Linked DNA regions of Homo sapiens: region 2 is linked to region 1. A link is an interaction called in ENCODE POLR2A ChIA-PET data of the cell type or tissue named here. Cell type or tissue: B cell. All regions are shown on one strand. Each heading gives the region's core, and the rest is flanking DNA. Links, peaks and the distances in the headings are about the cores only.

What was found. Peaks named below come from ENCODE experiments on the same cell type or tissue, not always from the same donor. Only the 100,000 strongest peaks of a DNase experiment are listed, where the experiment ranks them.
Region 2: POLR2A ChIA-PET joins it to region 1 with 9 read pairs; 3 of 35 experiments call an interaction of 5 or more read pairs at or near these places.

What each region holds. Positions count from the first base shown.
Region 1 is chr2:98,093,885-98,105,078 of GRCh38, forward strand. All of the region lies in intron 2 of VWA3B (von Willebrand factor A domain containing 3B), which reads left to right. Among named protein-coding and RNA genes, the nearest start is that of VWA3B, 12 kb to the left of the region's middle. In B cell, for the core only: no CTCF peak of the experiment used is centred there; no DNase peak of the experiment used is centred there.
Region 2 is chr2:98,450,813-98,462,006 of GRCh38, forward strand. All of the region lies in intron 1 of INPP4A (inositol polyphosphate-4-phosphatase type I A), which reads left to right. Among named protein-coding and RNA genes, the nearest start is that of INPP4A, 12 kb to the left of the region's middle. RefSeq lists enhancers at 4,932-4,981, 9,909-9,968. In B cell, for the core only: no CTCF peak of the experiment used is centred there; DNase peaks (open chromatin) are centred at 2,479, 3,939 and 4,849; H3K4me3 peaks cover 697 bases; H3K27ac peaks cover 988 bases; H3K27me3 peaks cover 317 bases.

The DNA.
Region 1 (11,194 bases), core at 1,646-9,645:
TATGTGGTGTTTGTCTTCCTGTGCCTTGGTTATTTTATTTAACATAATGCCCTTGAGGTTCGTTCACGTAGCAAATGACAGGATTTCTTTCCTTTTTATGGCTGAATAGTATTTAATTGTGTATATATACTATGTTTTCTTTATCCAGTCATCTATTGATGGACACTTAAGTTGATTTCGTTATCTTGGCTATTGTGAATAGTGCTGCACCAAACAAGAGAGTGCAGATATCTCTTTCACTTACTGATTTTATTTCCTTTGGATATACATATCCAGTAGTGGGATTGCTGGATCATATGGTAGTTCTATTTTTAGCGTTTTGAGGAACCTCCATACTGCTTTCCATAATAGCTATATTAATTTACATTCCCACCAACAGTGTGTGTGGGTATCCTTTTCTCCATATCCTTGCCAACACTTATCTTTTTGATATTAGCCATTGTGACAGGAGTGAAATGGTATCTCATTGTGGTTTTGATTTGCATTTCCTTGACCATTAGTAATATTGAGCATTTTTTTCATATACCTGTTGGCCATTTGTATGATTTATTTTGAGAAATGTCTATTCAGGACTTTTGTCCATTTAAAAACCAGGTTTAGTTTTAATATTTAAGTTCCTTTAATATTTTGGATATTAACCCCTTTTCAGATGTGTAGTTTGCAAATATTTTCCCCTATTTCTGTAGGTTGTCTCTTTACTCTGTTGATTTTTTTCCTTTTCTGTAGAGAAACTTTTTACTTTGATGTAATCTCATTTGTTTATTTTTGCTTTTGTTGCCTGTGCTTTTGAGGTCATATCCAAAAAATCATCACCCAGATCGATGTCATAGATCTTTTCCCTTTTTCTTCCAGTAGTTTCATATTTTCAGATCCTACAATTAAGTCTGTAATTCATTTTGAGTTGATTTTTGTATATGGTGGCAATAAGGGCCTAATTTTGTTATTCTGCCTGTGGCTATACAGTTTTCTCAATACCTTTTATTGAAGAGACTGTCCTTTCCCCATTGTGTGTTCTTGGCACCCTTGTCAAAAATCAATTGGCTGTACATACATATGTGGATTTATTTTTTGGCTCTCTATTCTATTCCATTGATCTATGTGTCTGTTTTTATGCCAGTATCATGCTGTTTTGATTACTATAGTTTTGTAGTATATTTTGAAGCCAGGTAATGTGATGCCTCCAGGTTTGTTCTTTTTGCTCAAGGTTGCTTTGGGTATTCTGGCTTTCTTTGTGGTTCTATACAAATTTAAGGATTGTTTTTTCTATGTCTGTGAAGAATGTCATTGGTATTTTGTTAGGGGTTACACTAAATCTGTAGAGCACTTTGGGTAGTGTGGATATTTTTAACAGTATTCATCTTTCCAATCTATGAACATGGAATATCTTTAAATTTGTGTCTTTTCAATTTCATCCATGTTTATAGTTTTCCTTGTAGATATATTCCACCTCCTTAGTTAAATTTATTCCTAAGTACTTTATTTATTTGTTTTTGGTAGCTATTGTAAATGGAATGGTTTCCTTTTACACTTTTTTGGATAGTTTGCTGTTAGCATGTATATCACTGCTGATTTTTGTTGTTAATTTTGTAGTCTGCAACTTTACTGAATTTGTTAATTAATTCTAACAGGTTTTTAGTGGAGTCTTTAGGATTTTCTCTGTATAAGATTGTGTCATCTGCAAATAGGGACAATTTAGCTTCTTTCTTTCCAATTTAGATGCTGTTAATTTCTTTCTGTTGCCTGATTGCCTTGGCTAGAACTTCTAGTACTGTTGTGAATAAAAGTGGTGAAAGTGGGCATCGTTTTCTTCTTCCAGATGTTAAAGGAAAATCTTTCAACTTTCCTGCCATTCAGTATGTTAGCTGTGGGTTTGTCATATATGGCCTTTACTGTGTTGAGGCACATTTCTTCTATACATAATTTGTTGAGAGTTTTTATTATGAAGAGATATTGAGTTTTGTCAAATGCTTATTCTGCATCTATTGAAGTGATTATGTAGTTTTTTGTCCTTCATTCTGTTAATATGATGTATCCCATTTACTGATTTGCATATGTTGAACCATCCTTGCATTTCTAGGATGAATCCCACTTGATAATGGTGAATGATCTTTTTAATGTGTTATTGAATTTGGTTTGCTAATATTCTGCTGAGCATTTTGCATCTATGTTCATCAGGGGTATTGGCCTGTAAGTTTTCCTCTTTTGTTGTGACCTTGCATGGTTTTGGCGTCAGGGTAATGTTGCCTCAGAGAATGGATTTGGAAATATTCTCTCCTCTTCAAGTTTTTGGGAAGAGTTTGAGAAGAATTGGTATTAGTTCTTCTTTAAATGTTTGGTAGAATTCAGCAATGAAGCCATTCAGTCGTGGGCTTTTCTTTGCTGGGAGATTTTTTTTTTTTTTAAAGATGGAGTCTTGCTTTGTTGCCCAGGCTGGAGTGCAGTGGCACGATTTTGGCTCACTGCAACCTCTGCCTCCTGGGTTCAAGTGATTCTCTTGCTTCAGCCTCCCAAGTAGCTGGGATTACAGGCATGTGCCACCATGCCCAGCAAATTTTTGTATTTTTAGTAGAGACGGGATTTCACCATGTTGGTCAGGCTGGTCTCGAATTCCTGACCTCAGCTGATCCACCTGCCTCGGCCTCCCAAAGTGCTGGGATTACAGGTGTGAGCCACCATGCCCAGCCAGGAGATTTTTTATTACTGATTCCATCTCCTTACTCATTGGTTTGTTCAGATTTTAGATTTCTTCATAATTCAATCTTGGTAGAATGTATGTGTCCAGGAATTTATTCATTTCTTTTAGGTTATCTAATTTGTTCATGTGTAATTGTTCACAGTAGTCTCTTATGATCCTTTGTATTTCTGTGGCATCAGTTGTAATTTTTCCTTTTTTACCTCTGATTTTATTTGAGTCTTCTCTCTTTTTTTCTTAGTTTAGCTCTAGGTTTGTCTATTTTGTTTATCTTTTCAAGAGACTATCTCTTTGTTTTATTGATATTTTTATGTATTTGTATTCTCTATTTCTGCTCTGATCGCTAAGGTAAGGTAAAACATTGGGTTGTTTATTTGAGATATATTTGAGATATATATTTTTTGAAGTAGGTGTTTATTGCTATAAACTTTCCTCTTAGACTGCTTTTGCTGTACCCATAGGTTTTGTTATGTTGTATTTCCATTTTCATTTGTCTCAAGGAATATTTTAATTTAATTTAATTAATAAATTTTTTTACTTCAGTAGATTTTGGGGTTCAAGTGGCTTTTGGTTATATGGATGAATTGTATAGTGGTGAAGTCTGAGATTTCAGTGCACCTGTAACCCAAGCAGTGCACATTGGACCCAATATTTAGTTTTTTATTCCTCACCGCATCCTCCCCACTTCTGAGTCTCCAAATTCCATTGTACCACCCTCTTTGTATACCTTTGTATACCCATAGCTTAGATCTCACTTATAAGTAAAACATTTTGGTATTTAGTTTTCCATTCCTGAGTTGCTTCACTTAAAATAATGGCCTGCAGCTCCATCCAAGTTGCTGCAAAATACATTATTTCATTCTTTTTTTATGCCTGAGTAATATTCCACATTTTCTTCTACCACATTATCCACTCATTGGTTGATGGGCACTTAGATTGGCTCTATATCTTTGCAGTTGTGAATTATGCTGTGAGAAACATACATGTGCAGGTGTCCTTTTAAGACAATGACTTCTTTTCCTTTTGGTAGATACTCAGTAGATCAGTAGTGGGATTGCTGGATAAAATAGTAGATCTACATGTAGTTCTTTAAGAAATCTCCATACTGTTTTCCATAGAGGTTGTACTAATTTGCATTCCCATATATAAGCATTCTTTTTTTCTTTTTTTAACCACATCCATGGCAACATCTATTGTTTTTTGACTTTCTATTAATGGCCATTCTGGCTGGGGTAAGGTGGTGTATCATCCTGATTTTAATTTGCATTTCTCCAGTGATTAATGATGTTGAGCATTTTTTCATATGTTTGTTGGCCATTTGTATATCTTCTTTTGGGAATGTCTATTCATGTCATTTGCCCATGAAATATTTTAATTTACCTTTTAATTTATTTATAGACCCATTGGTTATTCAGGTGCATGTTGTTTAATTTCAATGTATTCGTTAATTTTCCAAAGTTCCTCCTAGTGCTGATTTCCAGTTTTATACCATTGTGGTCTGAAAAGATACTTGATACGATTTCAGTCTTCTCAAATTTGGTAAGACTTGTTTTGTGACCTAACATATCAGCTATCCTAGATAATATTATGTGTGCAGTTGAGAAGAGTGTGTATTCTGCATCTGTTGGGTAGAATGTTCTGTGTATGTTTATTTGGTCTAGAGTTCAGTTTAAATCTAACATTTTCTGGTTGATTTTCTCTCTGGATGATCTGTCCATGTGAAAGGGCAATACTGAAGTCCTCTGCTATTATTGTACTATTATTGCATTTTAGTCTATCTCTTCCTTCAGATCTATTAATATTTTCTTAATTATTAATTAGATTGGATGCATATGTTTGAAATTTTTATACCCTCTTGATGAATTGACCCCTTTTTGATTATATAATAACCTTCTTTGTCTCTTTTTACAGTGTTTGACTTAAAATATATTTTATCTGACATAAACATAGCTACCCCTGTTCTCCTTTGGTTTCTATTTGTAAGGAATATCTGGTTCTATCCTGTCATTTTCAGTCTGTGTGTCCTTACAGGTGAAGTTAATCTCTTGTAGGCAGCATATAGGTGGATCTTGTTTTTTATACAGCCACTCTGTGTATTTTGATTGAAAATTTAGTCCTTGAACATAAGTTCAAGGTAATTATTGATAAGTAAGAACTTACTGCTGCCATTTTGTTAATTGTTTTCTAGTTGTTTAGTGGATCCTTTTTTTGTTTCTTACTCTTTCTTTGTGATTAAGTGATTTTTCTCTAGTAGTATGTTTTAATTACTTGCTTTTTATTTTTAGTGTATCTATTATAGGTTTTTGCTTTGTGATTACCGCAAGGCTTACAAAAACCATCTTATAGTTATAAGAAGTTATTTTAAGCTGATAACAAGTTAATTTTGATCACAAAAACCTTCTAAACTTTAACTCTATCCCCCAATTTTGAATTTTTGATATGATTTATATCTTTTTCCATTGCACATCCCTTAGCAAATTATTCTAGTTATTATTATTAATAGTTTTGTCCTTTAACCTTTATACTAATGATATAAGTAATTTAAAAACCACCATTGCAGTATTAGAGTATTCTGAATTTGTGTACTTAGTGAGTTTTATACTTTTAGATGTTTTTGTGTTACTCATTAGTGTCCTTTTCTTTCAGCTTGAAGAATTCCCTTTAGCATTTCTTATAAGGCAGGTCTGGTAGTGATGAACTCCCTCGGCTTTTGTTTATCTGTGAAAGTCTTTATCTCTCCTTCATTTGGGAAGGACAGCTTTGGTGAGTACAGAATTCTTGATTGGCAGGGCTTTTTGTTTTCCTCCTTGAGCTCTTTGAATATATGATTCTATTCTCTTCTGTCCTGTGAAATTTCTGCTGAGAAGCTGGACATATTGGAACTTCCTTATATGTTACTAGCTTCTTTTCTCTTCCTGCTTTCAGTTTTCTCTCTTTGTCTTTGATATTTGACAGTTTGATTATAAAATCTTTTGGGGTAGTCTTATTTAGATTGGGTTGGAGGATTAGAGACTTTTGACCTTTCTGTAACCAGATACTTATATCTTTCTCCAGGTTTGGAAAGTTTCCTGCTATTATTTCTTTACTCTTTCTACCCCTTTATCATTCTCTACTCCCTTTTGAACATTTGCTCTTTTGATGCTTTCCCATAAGTCCCATAGCTTTCTTCATTCCCTTTTTCTTTTTTATTTTTTCTGCTCTGTATATTTTCAAAATAACTTCTCTTCAAATTCCAGATTCTTTCTTCTGCTTGTTCAATTCAGCTGTTGATACTCCCTATTGCATTTTTCTTTGTGTTCAGTTATTTTTCAGCTCCCTGGTTACTGTTTTGTTATTATCATGCCAATCTCTCTGACATTTTTTATTCTGGTAACTTATGGTTTTCCTTATTTTGTTGAATTGTTTCTCTGTATTTTCTTGAAGTTCACTGAGCTTCCTTAAAACAGCTACTTTGAAAATGTTGTCAGGCCGTTCATACATTTCCATATTTGTAGGGTCAGTCACTAGCACGTTACTATGTTCATTTGGTGATGTCATGTTTCCTGGATCGTTCTTGATCCTTGTGGTTGTACATCAATGTCTGCATTAAAGAAGCAGGTGCTTATTCCAGTCTTTGCCATCTGGCTTTGTCTGGGAATATCCTTCATTAGTAACCCTGTCCACAGATTCTGGGCAAGTCTTCTGGTGTGGTCCCTAAGCATGTGACCACTACAGACATTGCAGCACTAGGGGGTGTCCTAAGCCCAGGACCACCATGATGACTGGCACAGTGCTGGGTTAGAATCTTATGGCCACCAAGGCTGGCACAGCACTGGGCTGGATTCTTATGGCTGCTGTGGCTGATACAGTGTTGGGGCACACCCAAAGTCCATGGCCACTGAGGCTAGTGCCACACAGAGGCACAACTAAAGCCCATGGCGGCTGAGGCCTGCCTGTCACTGTGGGTTATTTTTAGCCCATGGTCACTGTAGTCAGCCAGTGGTGATAAGGGCTAGAGCTTGCATTCATCTCACAGCAGCTATGGGTTCCTGTTTGGCACCAGGATAGATCTAGAAGCTTAGTCCACGAGTACCGGCCTGCAGTCAAGGGCCATGTGGATCTGCCTGCTGCTGGATTTTCCTGTGTCAGGCCCTGTATTAGGGTCCAAGGTAAAGTCCTATTCTTTCTTCCCTGTCTTTTGCCCAGATAGTGGTATTTTTCTGCATTGTGCTGCCTGGGGTTCAGGGAGGGGTGATGCAGGTAAGGTAAAACTATCCTTTATACCCTCATATTATGCTGTAACCAGGTACCGTGATCTGTCACCTGGTTTTCTTAGCTCTTGTGAAGGTATTTTTGTGTGTAGACAGTTGTTCAAATTGATGTTTCTGTAGGGGACAATCACTGGAAAGTCCTGTTTTGCCATCTTGCTCTGCCTTCATCTCTGTTCTTTCTTTTTTAAAAGACAAAATAAAAAATAAATAGAAGTTATTTGTATTTACTGATAGCCCAGCCAATGTCTTGTTCATCTCCTGGGATGTGCAAGTCCTTTTTGGAGGCCACTGATTAAAACAATAGCTGTGTGAAGTTTCAGGGAAAATGTACTGTTTTCCTACTGCGGCCTGCTTTGTGTTATGGTCTGCTTTTTCCTAAATGCATTGGCCAGAATGTTGGTTCTTAACTCCCAGTAGTGCTGCCCACCACAGAAAGCATGAAAATGTGTGAGGGTATATACAACGTATATATACTTTTGCATGATGTATTGTTGGGATGCCATTGAAATATAAGGCCTGGGAATCCAGAGTACTGAGTGTCTTACAATGTATGAGACAGCCCATTCAGCAGGAACTGCCCTGTCCAACATGTTAGTAACATTGCCCCTGAGGAGTACTCCTTCAATCAGGGAAATTTCCACTACTAGGACTTTACTCAGTAATTCTGAATTAGTCAATTAATTAATTAAACAAATATTTATTGAGCAACCATTAATACCATTTTTTAACCAGATTATTTACCAATTCCTTGCCAGCTTTGTTCTATTCTGGTACTAAGGAAGATCTAGGGGATGTGGTTGTTGTAGATTGATTTGGAGGCCCATTCAAATGGCAAGGCCTTGTTCTTCAGGGCTCAGCCTGTGCTTTTTACATATACATCCTTTCACATGGACTACAGCCCTGTGCCATCTAAATATCTTTTGAGTAGGGTCTCCCAGAGTCAGGGCCTGTGGAATTCCCATATAAGGAAAAATACTAGAAGCAGTTTTATCCCATCTTTCTTTTTTTTTTTTGCATGTTTATATTTTTTTATTTTTTATTTTTTTATTTTTTATTTTTTGTATTTATTGATCATTCTTGGGTGTTTCTCAGAGAGGGGGATGTGGCAGGGTCATAGGATGATAGTGGAGAGAAGGTCAGCAGATAAACACGTGAACAAAGGTCTCTGGTTTTCCTAGGCAGAGGTCCCTGCGGCCTTCCGCAGTGTTTGTGTCCCTTGGTACTTAAGATTATGGAGTGGTGATCACTCTTAATGAGCATGCTGCCTTCAAGCATCTGTTTAACAAAGCACATCTTGCACTGCCCTTAATCCATTTAACCCTGAGTTGACACAGCACATGTTTCAGAGAGCACGGGGTTGGGGGTAAGGTTATAGATTAACAGCATCCCAAGGCAGAAGAATTTTTCTTAATACAGAACAAAATGGAGTCTCTTATGTCTACTTCTTTCTACACAGACACAGTAACAATCTGATCTCTCTTTCTTTTCCCCACATTTCCCCCTTTTCTTTTCGACAAAACCGCCATCGTCATCATGGCCTGTTCTCAATGGTCGCTGTCTTTTCGGAGCTGTTGGGTACACCTGCAGAAAGGCTGTCACTTCACACTTGGAAGATTGCACAGTGGCCAGGCAGAGGTGCTTCTTACTTCCCAGACCAGGCGGCCGGGCAGAGACGCTACTCACTTCCCAGACGGGGTGGCGGCCAGGCAGAGGCGCTCCTCACTTCCCAGATGGGGCGGCCGGCCCTTATTTCAAATAAACCTAATTCAGTCAAGGAAGTTAGCGAAAATACCAATTTCTTACATTTTGTTAAGAATTTTTTCATCTAAGTTCGTAAGAGATATTGCTCCGTAACTTTCTTTTCTTGTAACGTCATTGTCAGGTTTCAGCATCAAGATTATGCTGGACTCAAAATGATTTGGAAGTGTTCCTCCTCCTCTATGCTTTGATGGCATTTGTACACGATTGGTATTTCTTCTTTAAATGTTTGATACAACTGACAAGTGAAATTTATCTGGGCCTAGTTTTGTTTGTGGGAAAAGATTAATAAAAAATTCAATTTATTTAATAAACAGAGGGCTAATCAGATATTCTGTTTCATAATGCCAATTTGGAAAATTGTGTTTTTCAAGGAATTTCCTCAACATTCTCTAATATGCACACACCAACAGTATTTTCCTCAACAGTATTTTCTAATATGTTGGCAAAGCATTGATCATAATATGCCCTTAACAGCCTTTTAATGCATGTAGGATCTGTAGTGATGTCACCTCTTTCATTCTTTTTTAATGCCTGTAGGATCTGTAGTGATGTTACCTTTTTCATTCCTGATATTGATAATTTGTGTTTCCTCTGATTTTTTTCTTGCTAAGTCTTGTTAGCAGTATATAATAACTCTTTTCAAAGAAACACATTTTTAGTTTGCTGGTTTTTAAAATTCTTTGTCTTCTATTTCACTGGTATCTGACTTAATCATCATTATTTATTTCTTTCTGCTTACTTTGAGCTTGATTTGCATTCCTTTTTCCTGCTTTTAAAGATATAAATTTAAATAATTATTTTTAAACCTTTCTTCTTTTCTAATATAATCATTTAAAATTGTAAGTATTCCTCTAAGCATTGTTTTAGCTGAATGCCACAAATCTCAATCAGTAGTGTTTAATATTATTGCTTTAAAGTTTTTCCCTTGTGATTTTTTTTCTTGAATACACTTTAAAAAATGTGTTGTTTAATTTCCAGTTATTTTAGGACTTTTAAAAGTACTTGTTTTTGTTGGATTACTAATTTAATTACATTGAGGTCAGAGAATATAGTCTGTAAGATTTTGATCTTTTGAAATTTACTAAGATTTATTTATGGCCAGAGTCTATCTTGGCAAACATTGCATGCACACTTGAAAAGAGTGTGCATTCCACAGTTGTTAGGTAGTATTTATAAATGTTAATTAGATAAAGATGGTTGAAAGTCTTGGGAGAAAAATTATATATATTTAGTGCTTTTTTTGTCTACTGGATTTGTTCATTTCTCCCTTAGTTCTGTAAGTTTTGTTTATGTATTTTGAAGTTCCAAATGCATACACATTTAGGATTGTTATGTTTTTCTAAGGACTTGACAAATTTTAATAATTCTGATATGTCATATTTATTTCAGACATTAGTCATTGTTTTGATGTTTACTTTGATATTAATATAGCCACTGTAGCTTTCTTATTAAGTTTTACATGGTGTATGTGTTTATAATCTTTAATGATAAATATCTATAGTCTATATATTAAAGAGGGCTTCTCATGGACAGCATATAGTTGGAGTTGGTGTTTTTAATGCAGTTGCATATGTCTTAATTAATTAATTCAACCAATTAATTAAATCAGTTAGTGTCTTTATCCATTTGTGTTGCTGTAAAGGTATGACTGAGGCTGGGTAATTTATAAAGAAAAGATGTTTATTTGGCTGATGGTTCTTCAGGCTATACAAGAAGCATGGTACCAGCATCTGCATCTGGTGAGGGCCTCAGGAAGCTTCCACTCATGATAGAAGGCAAAGGAGAGTTGGTGTGTGCAGATCACATGTCAAGAGAGAAGGCAAAAGACAGAGCGGAAGAGGGACCAGGCTCTTTTCAACAACCAGTCCTCATGAGAACTAAGATTGAGAACTCCCTCATTCCCACGAGAATGTCACCAAGCCATTCATGAGGGATCTGTCGCCGTGATCCAAACACTTCCCATTAGGCTTCACCTCCAACATTGGGGATCAAATTTCAACACTAGGTTTAGAGGTCAAATATCCAAACTATAGCAACTAGTGTTTGATTCTATACATTTAATGTAATAATTGATATATTTAAATGTAGGTCTACCATGTTACTATTTGCTTTCTATTTGTCCAATCTTTTTCTTTCATCTGTGTTTCTCCTTTTGGCCTTCTTTTGTGCTAAATGAATATTTTTTAGTGTTTCATTTGATGAAATCTTTATTTTTCATTTAATTGGCTTTCCTTGTTACATCCTTAACTTGTTACAGTCCACTAAAAGTAGATTTCATATGACTTCATATAAAATGAAACAAGTTTTCAACACTCATACCTCCCCTTACTCCTCACTCCTGTCCTTGGTGTTACTGTTTTAATGTATTTTATTTTTACATACATTATAAATCTCACAATTCAGAGTCATAATTTTTGCTTTTAAAAGTCATCTGTTTTTTAAAGAAATGGAGAAGAAAACTATACACTGCTAAGATCCACATGTTTACCAC
Region 2 (11,194 bases), core at 1,152-9,151, 360 kb after region 1:
GAGTGCAGTGGCTCTAGCCTGCAACCTCGGCTCACTGCAACCTCCGCCCCCTGGGTTCAAGCAGTACTCCTGCCTCACCCTCCCTAGTAGCTGAGATTACAGGCATATACCACCATGCCTGGCTAATTTTGTATTTTTAGTAGAGACGGGGTTTCACCATGTTGGCCAGGCTGTTCTTGAACTCCTCACCTCAGGTGATCCACCCACCTCTGCCCCCCAAAGTGCTGGGATTACAGGCATGAGCCACTGCACCCGGCCTTAGCTGTCCCTTTCACCATAGCCTGTCTGGGATTGGAAAGCCAGGGTCCTGGGTGCAGTGTGCATGTCTCTTTCTGGTCTTTGCACATACCTTTGTCATGCCCTATCAGGCTGTCAGGCCCAGGCCTGCCAGCCAGCCAGCCCAGCTGGCCTCTGGTGTTTGCCCACAGCCCTAACCTGGAGCATGGGTGAGACTGCTGGCCTTTTAATATGAAACTTGTTCAGTGAGGCTCACCTGGCGAGGGACTTAGGCACAGTAAGCAGATGTATATGGTGGGGGCAGTGGGGGGATCATGCTCTGGTGAGGTCTATTTTCTGGAATAGGGTCAGGAAGACAGGGATGTCCTCTGATGTCCAGGAAGAAGGGTGGGGACCTCTGAAAGAGGAAAGTGTTTACCCGCTGCCAGCTCCGGTCCTGGGATCCTCCTAGAGCGCTTTCCCTGAGACACCTGGTAGTTTTCCTGACCTCCGGTTGCTGCAGCGCCCCTCTTTTTGCACCTCACTAGGTGGTATTCTGATGTCTCCTGAAAACCCCCTGCCCCTTTCCTGCCCCTCCCATAGCCCTCACGCAGGTGGTGTCAGCTGCTGTTATGGAAGCTGTCTATTATTAATTCACCCTAGCATATTGAACGCCCTTCTTTCCCTCTCTCATGTTGCTTGCATCTCTAAAGGGTGTATTCTCAAACCAATTAATTTGAATTTTCAAGAAGGATGACCTAAGTGTATAAACTCTGGAAATGTGAAGGAAGTATTTAGGCAGATGGTTGTTTCTGGGAAACAGGGCTCTACTAGGAAACAAGGATGCCCAGTTCAAGCTTCTCCCTGGATTATGGGGTGTGTCAGTTGGGATGCTTTTGGTTGCCAACAGTGACATTTATTATCTCAGAGAACTGGAGTCTCCATCAGCATGTCAGCAGTTTCATCAAGGACCTCGATTCTGCTCCTCTGTCCAGCCATCACTGCCGGTTTCATCCTAGGGGGTTAGTCTCCTCATGATTCTGAGATGGTCGTTGGGGGCAGTGGGACTGCGTGCTTCCTTGTTCCTGTCCAGCAGGAGCAGGGAAGGAGACAAAGCAGCTGATTCCCCAGCCACAGTGTCTACCAGTCCTTCCCTCTGGCCTGTGGAGCAAAGGGTCACGTGGCCTTCCCTGGACCAGCAACATGAGGCTGTGAGAGTGCTGTGTGCTGGTTGGCTTAGGCTGGTGGTCCTCCAGGTGTGGTCCTCAGACCAGTAGCATCAGCATTACCTGAGAACTTGTTAGAACTGGAGATTAGTGGATCCTACCCCACCCACTGAATCAGAAACTCTGGGATGGGGCCCAGAAAGCTGTGCTTTAAGAAGACTTCCAGGTGATTCTGATGCAAGGTCACATTGGAGAACAGCTCTTTTAGTTTAATCAAGACTCCCCTACTCCCCAGCTGGAGACAGGGCTGACTTTTCCTGAGGACCGGGGAGGAGGTTAGGTCCTAGAATAGCAAGAAGGAAGAGAGGATGGTGGGTGGCCAGCCCACAGTGTGAACTAGCCAGTGTTTACGGCCCTGGGGGCCGCTTTGCTCTCCGGAGTCCTTCCCCTGCCCCCCATTCGCCAGCTTGTCCACCCATATAAGTTTCTCAGCCCCCTTGCCTCAAGCTTCTCCAGCTCCTCCAAGCATGGCCTGTACTCTCCCTGTACAGCTCGGTGCTAAAGGAAGCAACCTCAGTAACACTCCAGCTCCAGGTCCCTCTCTGGCCTAGCAGGGATGGAGTCTACCTGGCTGGTGCTGAAGAGTCCCAAAGAGCTGTTATGACTCACCTTCTGAAGCCATTCCTGAAGTGTGTTCATTTGTGTAGGGGTTGCCTACGCTGCTACTCCTTGCTCAGCTAGGAAAAAAGAGCAGTGCAGTTAGTAGGTGCTTGAGAAATATTTAGGGAATTGGCCTGGAGACAGCCCAAGTGACTACTTTCAGTGGTGATTTTTACCTGTGTTATGTCCCCTTTTTTGCAAGTACAACTCCAACTTGATGTTTGGGTGAAATAAATAGCCACCTCCACGGTGTAATTTGTGAGATCACAATGACCCACTTTTCCGAATTTTTCCTGAAACTAAAGAGTTGAGATATTTCTGGGTTTTCAGCTTTAAAGATTCATCTTAATACATAAAAATAACGTTTAGGAGTAGTCTTGCACTGAGCTCTAACCACATTAGCACTAATTATTGCGGAAGGAAGGGCACCTGAGGAGGAAACATGCTAGAGAAGGGTCCACACAGCATGTTTCAAAATGCAGTGGTTCATGAAATCAATTTGAGGTTGTAACTGGCATTAAAAAGCTTTTTGAAATAGCAAATATCCAAGTACGTTTCCTATGGGAAGGATAAGCATTTTTTGGTAAAACATCTAGTTATTCACATGTAGTGTATTTGGGGTGTTGTTATGGTGTGACTGTTTCTTAGAGTGGATTTTGGTAAAGATGTGTCAAACCCTAGGGCTGAGTGCAGGGGGTCCTAACCTGTAGGAAGGTGGGGCCTACGCTGGATGTGTATACACTTGGGGTCTTTTCCTGGGCGTGCGACCTGTGACTTTTGTCAGAACCTGGTGGTCTGTGACTCGCCATAGATCAAGAACCAATGACCTAAAACCAGAGGAGACTTTCAGTGGTGAGGGCCAGTGGGAGTGGAGCTGGGGGCGTGAGGAGCAGGCACAAAGTCCTGAGCCTGGTCCTGCTCTGGCGTATTGTTCGTGGTAGTAAGCCATCTGAGCCAAATCCTCCTGATGAGGAGTCCTCTGCACAGCCACACTGACAGACAGGAGAGACAGTGGCAGGCAGTGTGTTGATCACCTGAGGTCGGGGGTTCAAGACCATCCTGGCCAACGTAGTGAAAACCCGTCTCTACTAAAAATACAAAAATTAGCTGGGTGTGGTGGTGCACACCTGTAATCCCAGCTACTTGGGAGGCTGAGGCAGGAGAATCGCTTGAACCCAGGAGGTGGAGGTTGCAGTGAGCCGAGATCACATCACTGCACTCCAGCCTGGGTGACAGGGCAAAACTCCCTCTCAAAAAAAAATTTAACTCTGGATGCCAGATGGGTCCTTTACCTAACAGGTGGATCAGCATATTTCTACATAAGAGAGAGAGAGAGAGTCTCCTTGTTTGGGGCTGGCCCCAGTGAAAGCATTGCTGCTTTTGACTCCCCGCTGGAATCCTCTGTGCCTTAACACTGTCAGGACAGTTCCCAAGGCTGGCTTAGAGTCAGCTATGATCCCCATTATTTAATGCAGGCGCTAGTCTGGTTTGTATCACAAAGCTTATGTAGTAGTGGCTTTGGCATGTCTGTGTTTGTTTTTTGGGGGTAGGGGCAAGTTGGATTGTAGTGCTGGATGTGAACCCAAGTCAGCTTTCTCATCTGTAAAATGGGGAAGGTGCTAGGCTCACAGGAGGGTGGTGGGGATTGATAATATACATAGGAGAGGGCTGTGAACTGCAGTGCACTGGACCGGTGCAAACATGAATGTTTCGACCCCTGCTCCACTTGACAGTCTTGGTAACTGTTTTCCCCACAGTACTCTTATTTTTCACATGTGCTCAAAGGGCTGGAGTACACCCTATTGTTGACTCCTGCTCAGGGTACCTTCCAGGGGAAATATCACAGAAGAGGGAGGTGCTGAGAGGCAGGGACATCCAGCGAAGTTGAGAGGAGAAGGATGTGGGCGGGGGGTGGGAGGAGGAAGTGGAGGGCTTGCACTCTGTAAACTCTTAGTCAGCTGGTCACTGACCCAACTGAGCCTTTTACTGACACTGTTTTTTTAAAGAATGGAAGGACTAAGGATTGTATGAGCTGAAATGTTGAGTATTTTCACATTTCTTATTCATTCTTCGTGCTCTGTGTATACAAATGTTAAATGATCACATTACATAATTGGGTGATACTCAAATGGCAATACAGTGGTATGTTTGACAGAACCCAATGTTTTAAAATAGGGCTAGGTGCCAAGAAATGTCAGGATAGGCTGAGTAAGGTGACTCAGGCCAGTGATCCCAGCACTTTGGGAGGCCAAGGCAGGAGGATCTCTTGAGCCCAGGAGTTCAGACCGGCCTGAGCAACAAAGCAAGACCTTGTCTCTACTAAAAATTAAAAAATTAGCCAGGTATAGTAGTGCACACCTATATTCCCAGCTTCTTGGGAGGCTGAGGCGGGAGGATCACTTGAATCCAGGAGGTCGAGGCTGCAGTGAGCTATGATCGCACCAGTGCACTCCAACCTGGGTGACAGAGTGAGACCCTGTCTCTACAAAAAAAGAAAAAAAAAAGATACCCCAGAATCTTCCAAATATTGTCATTCCTATGGTTTGGAAGAGGGGAGTGAGTAAATGGATTGGCCTTAGGGACGACACCTTGCTGGTAGACTGTGCCCACCTCAGGTAGAAGGGAAGCGCTAGCAGTCTCATTTGTGGTTTGTCCCCAACTTGCCAGTGACTTGGTGAAGTCATGCCTGAATCTCACCCTCCTCCTTTCTTGTTCATCTAGTGAAGGTGATTTCCTTTGTTCCTCCCCCGTCGAATCCTCCCTGACAGTGGAATGGAGTGGTGATAGTGCCCAGGGGCTACATGGGTGAAGTGTGGTATGTTCTTGATTTAGTTGGCATTGGACTAAGACACACACACACATACAAGTGTCTATTTAGGGAAGTTGTTCTTTGGTCTGTTGCCTTGGAAATACTGCCTTTTTATTCTTTCACTTTCTCTCCCCTCTGCAGTGATTCAGCAGTAGCTTTCTAGAGAAGAAGAAACATAGTGTCAGAGACCCTGGAGTACCAAGGATATGTCAGTGGAGAGGGAAGCTGCCTGTGTGTCACACAGACCACATTCTTCCTGGTCCAGCTAGAGCGTCCCGTGCCTTTCCTTGGCTTTTCCAGCCTCTCTCCATCACTCCTTCTGAGGCCCTTTGCAGACAGTCCCCCAGTACAACTACAGCATTTTTGTAAGTCCAGCCCTTGTCATTTTCCCATTGACTGATGGAGACCACTTGACTCCAGCATACTTTATGCACACTTATCTTCTGGTTCAGGTCTGGACTGTCTTTCTCTTTCTGGCAGCTTTCTTTCCTGTTAGCCATTCCTGACTTGTTTCAAAAAGGATACATGGACTTGAAATTACCAGTTAAAGCAGAAAATGATTAAAAAGAAAAAAAGGGCTTCAAATGTCAAATGGATACAACTATATAAGTTGTAGAAGGTGCTCTGAACACGTTACAGGGAGGTTGCCATTGCTAAAAGCTTTTACATTTTTTATTTATTTATTTTTAGAGACAGAGTCTTGCTGTGTTGCCCAGGCTGGAGTGCAGTGGTGTGATCATAGCTCACTGTAGCCTTGACCTCCTGGGCTCAAGCATCCTCCTGCCTCAGCCTCCCAAGTAGCAATGACTGCATGCGTGTGCCACCACACTTGGCTAATTTTTAATTTTAATTTTTTCTAGAGACTGGGTCTTGTTGTGTTGCTCAGGCTGGTCTTGAACTCCGGGCATCAAGCAATCCTCCTGCCTCAGCCTCCCAAATTGCTGGGATTACAGGGCATGAGCCACTGTACCCAGCTACTTTTACGTTTTTCATTCTCACCCCTTTCTTCTGGAAACACTGCAGAGACCATGAGAACAGGAGCTTGTCTTACTTGATAGTGCAAACAGTCTTACAAATAGTGTTCAACCATCGATTGCCCAAAACACGTGTTTTGTGACTATTATTGTAGGTGCCTTTGAACTGTATGGTGTGTTAAATAACTCCATTGGAGGGAGGAAGATCTTTGTGTTTTGAGTTGATTATTTAATTATTCTTTAATTAGTCTAATGTCTTTACCAAGCTAGATATTAATATCTTTTGTCAAAGAGAGAAGAAAGCCAGTGGATGGGTTGTGAAGTGGTGAGGGGCCACTTCACAAATGGTGAGTGGGTGGGTTTTTATTTCCAGCAGTGTCACTGGAAACAACTTTGTACCAACTTGCATGGTAAGGAGCATTCAGGTTTTAAAGTTAATCTCATTCAGTTTCTCCTGTGGGACAACATTGGCCTTTCTCATTGGGGATTTGACTGTTGGGCCTTGTCCCTGGGTATGTCCCAGCCCAGACACTCAGGGCACTGGCCACCCTGCCTCAGCCCCTCTGGAGCAAAGAGAGTTTTAAGCAGTAGTGGATGTAACTCATTTAAAATAGGATTAGATCTAGCTGGGTTAGCTTAGTGGCATGCACCTGGTGAGGCTGTATTCTCTAGCTACTTGGGAGACCGAGGCAGGAGGATTGCATGAGCCCAGGAGTTTGATACCAGCCTGGTCGGTATAGTGAGACCAGCCTGTCTCAAACAAACAAACAAAAACAGGATTACATGAGCTATGACTAAATTCCAGGGCAGTAACTGCTGTGTCATTCTTTGGGAACTGGTCATCCCAGGATTTGATCAGTGTTTCATATCATAGGTTGGCTGTTTTGTAAACTATTAGGATTGTACCAGTGTTTGTCATGGGAACTAGCAGCCTGTGACGTAGACTGTGAACCTAACTTAATTGACTACTGTAATGAATACAAACAGTTGCTATTTTTACCTCAGAACGTAGATTTGTCTGCAAATTAAACATTTGAGACAATAAACAGGAGTTTGGTTTATTAAAGCTGTTTGAGCTTGCTACTTAGGCAGGCCTAGAAATAGGATTGGCTAGCTTTTTCTGATTATGTAGATGTTGACTATATTAGGGAGAAACTCTTATTTTTGTTTTATTTTATTTTAGAGACGGGGTCTCGCTCTGTTGCCCAGGCTATAGTGTAGTAGACAGCCATAGCTCGCTGCAGCCTCAAACTCTAGGGCTCAAGCAGTTCTCCCACCTCAGCCTCCCAATTAGCAAGGACTACAGGCATATGCCACTGTGCCCAGCTAATTAAACAAAAATTTTTTTTTTTTTTTTTTTTTGTTTAAATGAGGTCTTGTTATGTTGCCCAGGCTGGTCTGGAACTCCTGGCCTCAAATGATCCTCCTGCCTTAACCTCCGAAAGTGCTTGGATTGCAAGCATGAGCCATCACACCCTGCCTAACTTAACGTTTAAACAAGGCTTGAGCCTGGGCAAAATAGTGAAACTTCATCTTTACTAAAAATTAAAAAATTAGCTGGGCATGGTGGTGCACACACATCTGTAGTCCCAGCTGCTCAGGAGGCTGAGGCAGGAGGATAGCTTCAGCCCAGGAGTTCAAAGTTGCAGTGAGCTATGATTGTACCGCTGCACTCCAGTCTTGGTGACAGGGGCTTGCCTCTGCCTCAGAAAAAAAAAATCATCAAATAGCCCTTTCTCACCTTCTCTACCCTGGGAGTGGCTACGGATAGGCAGCAACTGAACACAACACGTTTCCTGGTACCCAAGATGAATCATTGCTGCCTGTGATGCCTGAGCCTAGTGATTATCTTCCAGATTGTTTTGCTAGCCAGTTCTTTCTCCATAAAAACATTCAGATTTTTTTTCCTCTTTGAGAGTGGAGTATTTTACTTGAGGGAGCTGACCACCGAACTTCATAGAAATGCCTTCCTGCCCCTTCATGGCTGTGCTGTTCTGTGTGTTTTTTGGGGCTTGCTTTCCCATTCTGCTGGTATCCTGGGTGAGACTCTGGCCCAATGAATGGGATGCTGCACATTTTTTTTCCAGGAGAAACAAAAGGTGTTGGGACCCCTAAGTATGCAGCATGTATGCAGAGAGTGAGGCATGGCCAGGGGGGATGTGGCTCTGATTTCCACATTGCATCTCCAGACCTTAAGCGGGTAGGCAGCATCGGCGGATCATGGCAGGGAGAGAAGTACAGCGGAGGCGAAGTTCTCAAAGCATGGCTGACTGTGGAAGGTGGCTCTCAGCACACTCTTTGTGGCCCGCTAACACCCGTCAGGATGGTAGCCACCACACGCCCAAAGGCACCCGAAGTGCTTGATTTTGACTGACTTTTACCACATTTGCCACCAGTGTGATTGGAGCATTCATGGAGCACAGAATATGACACCAAGTCAGGATTGCATAGTGCTCAGGCAGAGCTTTGTCCTTCGGAAATGCCGCTCACTCATGAGACAAGATGGATAGTTCAGGTCTGGACTGGCCCAGGAGTGGGAGTGACACTGAGTAGACCTCGGCCAGGGGCTTGCCCCTAAACCAGTGGTCCCTGCACCTGGGAAAATCAGCACTCTGATTGCCTCACCTGGTTTCCCGCCCACTCCTCCCTACCCTGGTTGAGTGGCCTAAGGGAGGGTAGAGTTCAGGGAGCTATTAGGAGGAAGGGGGTCGCTGCTGAGTAGCCAAAAGGAAAAACAACATGAAAGTAAGAAAGTCTACCAGGACACCCTGGAGGGCTGGCGTGCAGAGTGCTGAGGGGGACACCTGTGTCCGTGTTTGGGAGGCCCTCTTACCCTCTCCTCCTTGGTGTGCAACTGGTTAATAGTAATTCCTTGAGGGTCTGGAGAAGTTGCTCAAGTGTTAGATTCTACTTTACTGCATGCTACAGGGGCATTGTGTCCCACAATGGCATTCACAGTGTGAAGATTGCCAGAGTTCTCTATGGACACACCCTGCGAACATCATGGATCTGGGCTGTCATAAGACTTAAGCATCCTTCAGGGCAGGGACAATAGCTTGGTTTTCTTTGTAGGTCCAGAGTGCCCCACTGTGCCTGGCACAAAATAGGCATATAATCAATGTTTGTTGAGTGAACGAATGAATAAAGCTAGTCTGTCCTTGTCAAAGTAGCAAGAAAAGCCTCAGCCTCTCTTGGGAAGACAGCCTGCTTCCCTGAGGTCAAGTTGAGGTTCAGTCTAACTGAGGAGAAGGAGGGGAGACCAGAATCCACTGCACAGCTGCTGCCCCAGTAAGTTCTCAGGGAGAAACCAGAACTGTCAGTTTGCTGAGTCAAAGGCAGAAGCCTGTTCTCAGCAGTGACCTTTTTTATCCTTGGCACACAAGCCCTTTTGTCCAGGTGGCTGGAACCTAGGTCTGCTTCCACTTCTGGGTGAGAAGGTGCCACACCTTTGGGTTTGGTCATCGTGTGTGTGTGTGTGTGTGTGTGTGTGTGTGTATGTTTAAAATTAAAAGTAAAAATTTTCCCCATATACATGTACACATATATGCAAGTGTGGTATTATAGGTGCAAGGGTGCAGAGAAGCCTAGTAGGGTAGGGGCACCCAGGAAAGGTGGCCTCTTCCTCTTGTGGGTTTTGGGGAGCATCACAGGGCCTCAGGGAAGGGTGAGTTATGTGTCATGGAAGGGCAGTGGCTCAACCTGGGGGTCTTCAGAGATAAATGAGGAGGGACTGGGGCAATGCATCAGGAAGGAGGCTCAGGAGAGGCAGGGCCAGATCACCCGGGGGGCTCGAGCCCCTTCAGGCCTTTTGTAAAGTTTGGGAATTCATTCATCCCACACTGGAGGGTGTCAGACTTTTTTAAGACTCTTTCATTCTTTTTGTTTGTGTCATTACTTTAAGTGACAGAAGCAGTTCCATAGTCATTTTCATGGTTTGGGGAGACCCTTTCTTGGATCATAGTAATTCTTACAATAATGCCTGTGCTCTAACCACCAGTTTTAGGGGATTGTGGGCCGCGACTTGGCCTCCTTGTCTCCGCTCTGTGTTGGCTTTACAGTTGTGGATGCTGCGGCTCACCCAGCGCTGTGTGGCAGTGGGTCCTGCTGCAGGATGTCCACAATGCAGACCACAGGGCAGGGTGTCCCTGGCACCCATGGGGTCAGGGGTGAAGCTGTTATCTGTGAAATGACAGAAATGAAACCCAGCATTGGAGAAGAATCGTCTGCGCCCCCTCTAATCCACCTGTGAAACACTGTGCTGAAACACCATGAGGAAGAGGAAGCATTGGGGTGTAAAGAAACCCAGAAATGCTGGTTTCTAGAAATGGTATTAATTGTCTCAGGGGCTCTCCCTACAGTGTGAAATAGCTGGCTGGGCAGCTGCAGCCGGTTCCATCTTCTCCATAGCCACGCCCTTCCCGTGACCTCATGGGGTATCTGCACAGTGGGTGCAGTGCAAAAAGACACAGTCAAGCCTGTGAGCCAGTAGCTGGCGAGGGGGTGGTTTGGTAGTGAGAGATGATTACAGGGACGGGGGTTGGCTCATGGTTCTGCCACACCACCCTCCATCTCTAACTGGGACTCTGACTTGGAATATAGACTTCACTATGCCACATGATGTAGTGACATGGCAGAGGAGGCAAACAGAGTGGAAGGAGACAAGTCAGAGAAGAAGGAAGTGAAGGGCGGAGAGCAAGGGATGCTCATTGCCAAGGCCGTGGCAGTCACTGCCAGCAACAGGTGTGGGCCTAGCTTTGATTCTGTCACCTGCAGGGGTGCCTGCCCCAGAGCAGGGCTCCTTGAAATCTTCCATCCCCTTATTGGCTGTGCACTAATGTCTCTTGGAGAGACTTCTCAAAAACCTCCCTGTACTTAACTTGGTTTGACAAATTTGATAACATTTTATGTTTTAATAGGCAAACATTTTCATGGCTTAAAAATTGTAAAATATAGCAGGATATGTGGTAAAGCCTGTTTCCTACCCTATCCTCTAGCCATCCATGTCCCCTCCCTTAAGACACCAATGCCATGTGCTTGTTGGGTTTTTTTCTGAAGTTATGCTGTGTATATGCCAGCAGGCCTGCATGTGCAGACATGAGACAGTTTTCCACATCCCTGGTGCCATGCTGCGTGCTCGCTGTGTGCCTCTTCTGACGGTTTCACTGGCCCACAAGGAGTTTTGTGTTCCATTGTCCAGCTGCATGCTGGCCTGCTGCCAGGCTGTGCTGCAGATTCTTCAACCAGTGCTCTCTGGATGCCTGTTAGCTTCTTTCCAGCCTGTGCTTCACACTAATACGTTAGTTTTGTGAAGGAAGCTGCACCCCCCTTGCTCTGAGGTCTGGGCCTAGGCTCTGGCTGGATTGAGCATC